Linked DNA regions of Homo sapiens: region 2 is linked to region 1. Evidence: chromatin contacts called from ENCODE Hi-C or POLR2A ChIA-PET data. All regions are on one chromosome and are shown on one strand. Each heading gives the region's core, a stretch centred on a gene start or an enhancer-like site at or near the end of the contact. The rest is flanking DNA. Distances are from core to core; before and after follow the strand shown.

Region 1 (4,927 bases), core at 177-2,676:
TTAGGAGGCCAAGGCAGGTGGGTCACCTGAGGTCAGGAGTTCTAGACCAGCCTGGCTAACATGGCGAAACCCATCTCTACTAAAAATACAAAAGTTAGGTGGGTGTGGTGGCGGATGCCTGTAATCCCAGCCACTCGGGAGGCTGAGACAGGAGAATCGCTTGAACCCGGGAGGTGGAGGTTGCAGTGGGACGAGATTGCACCACTGTACTCCAGCCTGGGCGACAGAGCAAGACTCCGTCAAAAAAAAAAAAAAAAGAAAGAAAAAAACCTGCACTAGAATAAGTCCTAGTTCTTTCTTTTCTTTAAAGACAGACAAAATGCGATGTTTTAATTCTCATTTTACCTAATAATAAAGAAAAGATGTACCATTAAAATCAAGTAGGAAATTATCCTTGTCTTATTGTCACTTTTTTAAAAATTGTGCTATTCTGCACAGACCAGTTTCTCTAGAATGTTCCCTTGCTGACTTTTCCTCTAGTAGTATCAGTTATACCGAAAATCAGTCGTACTCTTACTTTATTTTACTGGGCACTATCAAACTTAACAGAAGAGGTATATAAAGGCAGGGAGAACTACCATTGATATAAGGCCTCTTCCGGACCGAAACGCGCAGCCGCACCTCTCTGTTCCGTCAGGTGGAATAGGCCCCCGACCCGGGATCTCTACCCAAAAGGAGGCGGTTAGAACACAGGTGTCCTATTCCCTTTAGTCCTCCATCCTTTACTAGACAAAGCTGCGCAATTAGAATAATAAAATGCAGCCGGGAGAAATTGTTAACGCTTGTAATCCCAGCATTTTGAGAGGCTGAGGCTGAAGGATCGCTTGAGTCCAGGAGTTCAAGCCTGCAGTGAGCTATGATCGGACCATTGTACTTCAGCATGGGCGACAGAATGAGACCCTGTCTTTAATAATAATAATAATAATAATAATAATAATAATAATAAATCCAAAACATCAAGAAATTGGTTGTGCCCTTTTAAAATACACTTAGAAGGGGAACGGTTAGAAATCTTAATTTCAGGGATATTTTACTCCTAAACCTATTCTTTTTGTTTTTGCAGAGATTGATCATGCCTACAATGACAACTGGAAAACAGAAATGAAACCATATAAGCCAAGCACTCACGCAATCTTTGTCCTCCCAGTTGACTTAAGAACACTTGTGAAGAAAATGTGGCGTCTTTAGATCTCAGGTAAGGGATCCGGAGCACTGTTTTTCCTGATACACCTCCATCCTGCAGGGTAGTTGGGAGTGAGGTGTGCTGAGAAGGAACAAGTTGTCCGCTTTAACTTGACAAGGCACGGCTTCCCCCGCCTCCTACTTGAAGTATTCTAGTTGCTGAAATAAATGTTCAGGTGTTTTGGGTTTTGTCTCTTCCAGCTCCGCCCGTCTGCGCCTCTCCAGCAGAGGGCGCCTTTTCCACTGGGTCTCACTGTGGGCTGCTGGGAGTTTTATTCGGTTTGGGCCGGGAAGGAGCTGTGCTGGATCCGCGCCCCCTGCCTTGGCGCCGCCTCTGGCCCCCTGAGCCGTGGCCCATCCCATGCAGAATCAATCGGGGCTCCTCACTCCCGCGCCTGCTCCCCGGGGGCTGAATCCGCCCGCCCGGGGGCCAGGTGCCGTTGAGATCCCAGGCGCTCCACCTGGAGGCCCTATCTGGATCGAAACTCGCACTCGCCCCGCCCTCTTGTTACCAGTTCTCTCCGGGCTTGTGGAAAGAGTTCCCCAACCCGGGATATATACCCGAGAGGAGGTTAGGACACAGGTGTCCTATTCCCTTGCATCCTCCATCTTCTCCTACTCTGTTACTCTCCTCTTTTGTTAGTTTGATGGTGCCCAGTGAAATAAAGCAAAAGAATACAACTGATTTTCAGTGTAACTGATACTACCAGAGGAAAAGTCAGCAAGGGAACATTCTAGAGAAACTGGTCCTGTGCAGAATAGCAAAATTTTTAAAAAATGACAATAAGACAAGGATAAATTCCTACTTGATTTTAACGGTACATCCTTTATTATTAGGTAAAATGAGAATTAAAACATTTCATCTTGTCCGTCTTTAAAGAAAAAAAGAACTAGCACTTATTCTAGTGCAGGTTTTGTTTTGTTTTGTTTTGAGACAGGATTTCGCTCTTGTTGCCCAGGCTGAAGTTCAGTGGCGCGATATCGGCTCACTGCATCCTCCGCCTTCTGGGTTCAAGCTATTCTCCTGCCTCAGCCTCCCTAGTAGCTTGAATTACAGGCATGCGCCACCATGCCCGCCTAATTTTTGTATTTTTAGTATGGACGGGGTTTCACCAGGTTGGTCAGGCTGGTCTCGAACTCCTGACCTCAGGTGATCCACCTGCCTCAACCTCCCAAAGTGCTGGGATTACAGGCGTAAGCCACCGCGTCCGACCTTTTTGTTTTGTTTTTGCTTTTGTTTTTGTTTTTGTTTTTCAGACGGAGTCTCGCTCTGTCGCCCAGGCTGGAGTGCAGTGGCGCCATCTTGGCTCACTGCAACCTCCGATTCCCGGGTTCAAGCGATTCTCCTGCATCAGCCTCCAGAGTAGCTGGGATTACAGGCACCCACCACCACGCCCACCAACCTTGCCCTTCTTGCTGCAATCTCACCAAGACCGCTCTTGTCTCCTAAGTAGCTTTGGTCTGCCCCTTTCTTGGATTGTTTAAGATCGGCAAGGAACGGGGAGAGAAAGCGTAGCTAGCCAATAAGGAAACACGAACTGAAAAGTATTTCCGAAGCATCACTCCTGTCAGCGTTATTAGAGTACTGATGGCCCATATTACGATGTCGCTGGTTGTATGTCTTCCCCCGCACAGTGTCCAGAGCACCGTGAGGACAGGGCTGCTTTTACTCTACGTTTGCATCCTCAAAAGGTACAGCACCCAGCCCAGTGCTTGGCACAGAGTCTATTGATGATTGATAAATAATAATGTACGTCGAAATTTGGATGAGGGTTCTCATTTTTGTGTTCTTACTTTTATTTGAATTTGACCTTATAATTAGAAGTGCAGGGGACAAATATTTGCTACCATGTTGAAAATGTTAATACTATAACCCTGCTCATTGATACAAATATTAGTAAGACTATGCTAGCTAAAGCATCTGACTACATGTTGATTGTTATCAGGATAGTGATGGAGTATTTTTGCTTTTTAAAAAATTTAAAGCTTTCCAGAGAAATCTGTCAAAATAATTATCATTGCATCCTAACACCTTTTATTTTTTGGGGGGGGCGGGGGTGGTGCCTAAAACATCAGAAATTTATTGGCTTACCGTTACAGAGACCAGAAGTCTGAAATCAAGGTATCAGAGGGACGTGCTCTCTTAAAGGCCCTAGGGAAGGATCCTTCCTTCCTTCTTCAAGCTACTGGTGTTTGCTGTCAGTCCTTGCCATTCCTTGACCATAACTTCAATCTACGCCTCCTTCTTTACATAGCCTTCTTCCTTCTACTTCTGTGTCCAGATCTCTAGGTGTGTAAGGACACCAACCATTGAATTATGGCCCACCCTAATCCAGCTCCACTTCACCTTAACCTGATTATACCTGCAAAGATTTTATTTTTAAATAAGGTTACATGCACAAGTCTGGGTAGACATAGATTTTGGAGGAACACCACTCAACCGAGTACAACAATTAAATTTGGAGATTTTAACACTCCAGTTTCAGTAATTGACAAAAGAGACAAAAATCAGTAAAGATATATCAACCAACTTGATCTAATTGACGTATGCAGAACACTATAACCAACAGTGGCAGAATAGTCTTTCTAAGTGCATCTAAAACATTCAACTAAATGGGCTATATAAAAACCAAATTACAATCAGTTCCACAGGATTGAAATCATGCACAGTATGTTTTCTGACAATAGCAGAAAGAAAACAGAAAACACAAACAAAAAGAAATATATAAAAACCCAAAATACTTGAAAATTATAAAAAAAATCTAATAAGACATTTCTAGGAACTTTGGAATTCTGCAACAAACTTCTCAATTTCTCCTGTGTCCAAAGAAGACATCAAAAATAAAATTAGAAACATGTTGATCTGAATGTGACTAAAGACAATGAATGTAATATCTGTTTTTATAAGCATACCTGGAAAACTGGCATGTCATGAACATTAGAAGTCAAAAACTGTTGAAGGGATGAGGGTATGATGGTGTCATACAGCTGCAGTTATATAACCTACCTTTAGGTCAGTTGCTTGTTTTAGACACGCTCTTATTTTATTAATATATTGATTCCTAAAACTCAGTACCTCTACCTGCCTTCTACAGAAGTAAAGAATCCTTAGATAGAAGCAACCAAGATTTTCGAGCTTTCAACTACTTGAGGAGATTTTAAAGGAAGTTTTTAAAAAATTAAATACATGTATATCCTATAGCATATACAGTGCATACATACAAATCTATGAACATATATCTATATTAGTTTGTCACAGGGCTTTCTAACCTGTGACCTATAAACTTAGAGACATGATGAGAGCTTTTCTGAATATTCAGATTTTTCCATTGTGTGTGCATTTTTCTGGAGAAGGCTATACAGCTTTCATTAGATTCTCAGAGAAACCCATGAACCCAAAACTTTAAAAACTGGTCTTAAAGACGAAAGTGTATTTCAATACTATTCTTTACTCTTGATAATAGCTCTCTAATAGGGACCCTTTAGGGTCTTGGTTTGTTATTGAGATTTTGGATGCCCAAGTAGTGAACATTGCAAAACATTAGGAATAATCCTAATGCCAAGAATGACCAGATGTGATAACATAACACATACTAACTGTATGAGATCCTTGATGTGTTTAAAATTTAAGTAGCATTATATCTCTTTACAGAACTAGCTTAAAATTAAAATGGAAACAGCTTTTATGCTGGCTCTGAGGCCAAAAATATAAATTCAACTCTGCACATTTTTTATTTGAAGGCAT
Region 2 (5,033 bases), core at 1,357-3,856, 51 kb after region 1:
TGGCCAGATGCCTCTGGGGCATAAATGTTTCTTAAAAGTCAGGTAAGAACTTTTAGAAATGATCTCATACTTTCAAATCACGAGTTTTCTATTTCGTGCTTTGGAACAGAAATGGTCAACTTACCAAAAGGGTTAATACAGCTTCTCAAAAGTGCTTGTCTTCTCACAGAATATAGTTTATATTTTGGGAGAATTTGGCACAGCTTAAGTTACAGCTTAAATGACTTGCTCAGTAGAATCCAACAAGAAGTCATTTCTCCCACCCATTTGTCCCTAAGTGTTTATTAGCAGGGATAGACACAAAATTTTAAAAGAAAAAAAGTATTTTTCATATGAATATTCTCTCTCCAAGACTTCATATCAAGATACATAAGCAACAGTATTCTTCGACTCTTACTCCCAAACTGGAAGCCATCTTTTACAGAATTTTAGAAACACTCCAAAATTTATTATCAGCCCACTAGCCTTTCTCAGCCCAAATGTCTTACTGCAAGATAAATGGACATGGGACTTAATTATTTCTTATATGGCTATGAAGAAAAATAATTGCTAAGCATAAAAACCAGCCTATGACATGAGGCTAGTTTTACATGCTTCCAGAAATTGGTACTTTTAAGTTTCCAACATTGAAAAATATACAGACAACAGAAATCTTTTCAGTGGTACATATTACTATGATTTTTACTATCTCCCCAGACAGCCTGAGCAGTCCATTAACTAAGGTGTAACAGAGACCCAGAGCCAAAAAGAAAAAAAAATGGCTCCAACAAGAAAAATCACAGCTTAATGTATGCAGTAAGGCCATAGTTTGGATTTATAATAATTATCACATTCCAGAGCCCAAATTAATTATTTGTAGTTATTTTGCAGATATCTTAGTAGCTACACACACACACACACACACACACACACATTTCACAAAGTATTGGCCAATGCCCATTTTCACATAGCTCTTTAGTCTAAAAATAACTTTAACTTTCATGTTTTACCAAGACTGAGAAAAGGGAGAGCAAATCAAAGGAAACTAGTTGAGGAATTAGTGAAGAAATTTTTAACAGGCCTGCTGGGTGTTCTCTCACTGCTGTCTTGAACCTCAGATTAAATTATTATACTTTCTGTGTTGTAGTACTGGGTCATTCGTATGTGAAGACAAAGGCAACTTCAACTTGATATTTCTGTCATCCCTGCTGTGGGAAGAGTCCTTTTCCTGGTTTATAACATCAATCATTCTCACAATAAATCTTAGGGTGGATGTGGTCATTTAAATCTCCACCTGCACAAACAACAGAAAATAAGAGAGCTCATAAATCTCTACACTGGTGATTAACAAATTTTGGATCCTCAGCGAAGATATTATGGAAGAGGGGTCGCTAATTCATTAATAAAGACTGATTTGCTGACAACCTGTTTAGTTTACAGCATAGGGGGAAAGCAAACAAGACCCTGCTAGCAAAACAAAACGTTAGAGGTTAGTGAATTCCCAGCTGAGCCTAGGATTAGAGATATGATATCTTAATGTAGGAGAAGCCTTCAGACCCTAAGCCAACCACTCAGAAACCACTCTTACATTTTGCTCCAGCCCCTCAACTTCAATGCCTACCTGCAAGGGAAGAAAACCTGGCAAAGAAATTGTAAGAGAGATTTATGCCTTCAGTCTCCCTGGTTTCATTGCACCAATTTCATCCAATCCCTAGGTTCTGTTTCCCTGTGCTTTTTCTACCTACTTCCCAGGAGACTTTCTTATTCTCTAGGAAAGGTGGTTCGAGCTGGGGTTAAAGATGGAAAAGAACCTTTCTCAAAAGGATAGTCTTGCTTTGTGTTGTGTAATGTCAGCTTCATGTGAGGAACACTGGCACCTAACAGGCTGGAAGAAGACAAAGACAGCAGCATTGAAAGGGACGGTGCATCACAAAAAGTGCCAGGCAAGGTGATGTCTGAGAGCAACAAAGACTCTCAAGGCAATATTAAATGCATTTCTAGAAAAGAAAAAAAAACCGAGGGGAAAGTTTCCATTTATTAGGAAAAGATGATCAACTAACATAATGTTTTCCACACACTCATACTGCCCTCTCATTCCCTACCCACTCCCACTAAGCTGTGTGTGGTTGGGTTTGAGTGTGCAAATCAAGTATGTTTGTGTACACGTAGGCAGTCCTTTGATGTCTTGAAAATGACCAGGTGTAGGTGAAATGTTTTATACTTACTTTTCCATCACCATAAAGATTCTAGGAAGCACTTGTCTTCATTTATCCCGGGGAAGGTGGAAGATCTCGGTAAAGCCTTGGAGTCTTATGAGGTGTTGGCAGGATGCGGTTGATACTCCCTGTATTTTAATTCGTGTTTTCTTGGGAGGAGAGAGGGCATGGAGTGTAGGTGGAAGGCCCAGAAAGAGCCAAACGATCTAGTCGTTTTTCTAAAGTTCTCAGTAACAACCAGTTGTGACGTCTTAAGAGAGAAAGAAGGCCTTTTACAGATGGACAGAACATGCTGCTTCTCGGCCCCGGCCACAGTTGGGAGAAGGTGGCTGGTAAGTACATGATGCAGTTGAGTTGATTTACATTACAAGTTGCAAATCAGGGTCTGTGCATTGAGTTTCCCTCCGGTTGTGAAAGGGGTCTAAGCGCTTTGCTGGGGCCTGGCAGGCCCCTCCCTGGGCTGCAAGGATCCGCCCCTCTATTCCCCAGATAAATTCCTAGTGTCCACCAAATTCCTCAGCGCTCGCTCACCCTCCTCTACGGCCACGACTCTGGGAGTGGGGAAACAGAGAGCCGGTTCCTCTGCTGCAGAAGTCCTCGGGGTTCCTTCTCACAACTCTGCGAAGGGGAAAGGGTTGTGAGACCCAACCAGACCCCAACTCCAGCTCCCAGCAGGAGGTGGCTGCGCCACACTCGGGAGGCCTCTTGGTTTCAGGGTCTCTCTGTCTCTCTCTCACCCTCTTCCTCGCTTTCTCTGTCTCTCTGTCTCTCTCTCTCTCTCTCCCTCGTCCACTCCCCCAAACATGTCCACCGGCTCCCTCAGCGATGTGGAGGACCTTCAAGAGGTGGAGATGTTGGAATGTGACGGGTTGAAAATGGATTCGAACAAGGAATTTGTGACTTCCAACGAGAGCACCGAGGAGAGCTCCAACTGCGAGAATGGGTCTCCCCAGAAGGGCCGCGGCGGCCTGGGCAAGAGGAGGAAGGCGCCCACCAAGAAGAGCCCCCTGAGCGGGGTCAGCCAGGAGGGGAAGCAGGTCCAGCGCAACGCCGCCAACGCGCGAGAGCGGGCCCGCATGCGAGTGCTGAGCAAGGCCTTCTCCAGACTCAAGACCACCCTGCCCTGGGTGCCCCCCGACACCAAGCTCTCCAAGCTGGACACGCTCAGGCTGGCGTCCAGCTACATCGCCCACTTGAGGCAGATCCTGGCTAACGACAAATACGAGAACGGGTACATTCACCCGGTCAACCTGGTGAGTGCTCCCGGGGCTGCAGCTGCAGTCCAGGCGCGCCCGCACTCCCGCCTGCGGTGGGCGCGAGTGCGCGCGGGGCTGGGAGTGGGGGTGTGGGCGCGGCGGTGACTTACACATCTCGACCACCGCGGGCCTAGAGCCTCCAGGGACCGGAGGCGGGCGGTCTAGACACGGCCCTCGCTCTCTGCCCTACCAGCCCCCGGAGCGGGAGTGATTTATGCGAGGGTTTGACGTGGCAGCCCAATTAAAAGTTTGCAAGTGTGTTGAGCTGGCACAGAGGAGGGATCCCCCGCTCCCGCTCCATCGCCATCCTCCCTGGGGTGCAGTGGCTGCTGCGGAACTGAGAACACTGACAAGACGCTGCGAGCGGACAGGCATTTTGTTAATCCTTTTTTCTTCTTTTAGCAGAGAGTGGAACTTGATTTTCCTTTCCTTGTAAATAAAAACACCCAACTCCGTTTCTTTCACAAGCATATTTAGGACCATTGGATAAGGACACATCTATGCCCCCCAAATTGTCCACGTAAGCCCTTAACCGCTTAAATATTCTGTGCTTCTCCTATAAGTGGATTAATATTTTTAAATCCCAGAAGTTCTAGTAATGATCAGCAAAATCAGTAAATCCTCACTAGTATGAGTGTAATAAATACTAAAATAGGTCACTCTCACCCAAGATTTAAGAAATGTTACCTTTTATCTTAAAAAGTAATGCCCATTGAGCCTAATTTTTTAACACAAAAAACTGATAATCATTGAGTCTACTTTTTTCTCAAATGTATTTTACTGTTTAAGAAATATATCTTAATTTTTTTCATTTGATTTTATTTTAAAACTTCTAAGATCTAAAGAAAAACAATAACAACAACTTACTAGGATCTCTGTTTGTATATGATAAGAATGAGAGATTTTTCCTTTTAAAAGGCAAGTCTTATCAGCTAGCACTAGAGCAGTAGTGAGAGGGGTCTGAATTGTCTTCTCACCGAATTGGTTTCTGGAATTGCTGGAGAAGAAGATGCAAACCCACATTTTACCATGAAAAATGTTTTCTCTCCAATTGAAAGTTTGGGGTTTTTCCCCCCCAATGAGTAAATAGCTTTTTAAAATCTCCACCTAAAATGAAAGTGTTGCCTCGAATATTTACAACTGCTACTCTCTTCATCTTTGAATAAGAAACTTAAATGAGCTTTATTATAAAACAGCCCGGAGAAAGGAAGAGAAAGCATACTTTCTCAGTCCAGCATGAAGACGATCTTAAATTAAAAGTCAATGTAGTATAGCATTTTTTTTTCCTTAAGAGGTGGTGATTAATCTAGAAGCTGTAGTCAAAGCCGGTGTTTGCGATGGAAGAAACGAAAGTCGGACTAGGGAAATAGATGGTGATGAAAGGCGATGAAAGCGACAGGGCCCTGAAACCCGACCACCGCCTCAGAAGGAGGCCAGGAGGGCGCTTCGCCCCGAACTCGGTGCCCAGTAGGCACAAGGTCGTTCTGGGCTTCCCGGCTCAGACTGCCAAAGCGTCTGCCTCCAGGCAGTGCCACAGCACCACCCACTCTCCCACTCTCGGCTTGCCCGGGGCTTCCTGCAT

What was found. A loop is a pair of places that touch in the nucleus more often than their neighbours do. ChIA-PET counts read pairs that join two places held with the same protein, here RNA polymerase II (POLR2A). Pooled maps may share reads with other maps.
Region 2: a loop to region 1 is called in a map of mammary epithelial cell, with 2.1 times the contacts of the local background. The contact joins the promoter of TARID here to the enhancer-like site in region 1. A Hi-C loop is called at or near these places in 6 of 168 maps with a recorded cell type or tissue (DLD1, IMR-90, lower leg skin and 3 more) and 3 of 50 pooled maps. POLR2A ChIA-PET finds 5 or more read pairs at or near these places in 2 of 52 experiments (Caco-2 and OCI-LY7).

Annotation. Positions count from the first base shown.
Region 1 is chr6:133,836,530-133,841,456 of GRCh38, forward strand. All of the region lies in intron 2 of TARID (TCF21 antisense RNA inducing promoter demethylation), which reads right to left. LINC01312 (long intergenic non-protein coding RNA 1312) reads left to right here. Exons shown (of 3, transcript NR_027030.1): 2 at 1,064-1,195. Among named protein-coding and RNA genes, the nearest start is that of LINC01312, 18 kb to the left of the region's middle. RefSeq lists a silencer at 1,436-1,485. Within about 2 kb of position 1,427, at least 5 of the 41 ENCODE cell types and tissues checked have a DNase peak (open chromatin) inside an H3K27ac peak, as active enhancers do; they include mammary epithelial cell, where a contact is called at or near this core.
Region 2 is chr6:133,886,400-133,891,432 of GRCh38, forward strand. TARID (TCF21 antisense RNA inducing promoter demethylation) reads right to left here and starts at 2,607. Exons shown (of 9, transcript NR_109982.1): 1 at 2,205-2,607. It overlaps TCF21 (transcription factor 21), which reads left to right and starts at 2,714. Exons shown (of 2, transcript NM_003206.4): 1 at 2,714-3,448. The coding sequence starts at 2,999. RefSeq lists enhancers at 2,262-3,175, 4,427-5,033.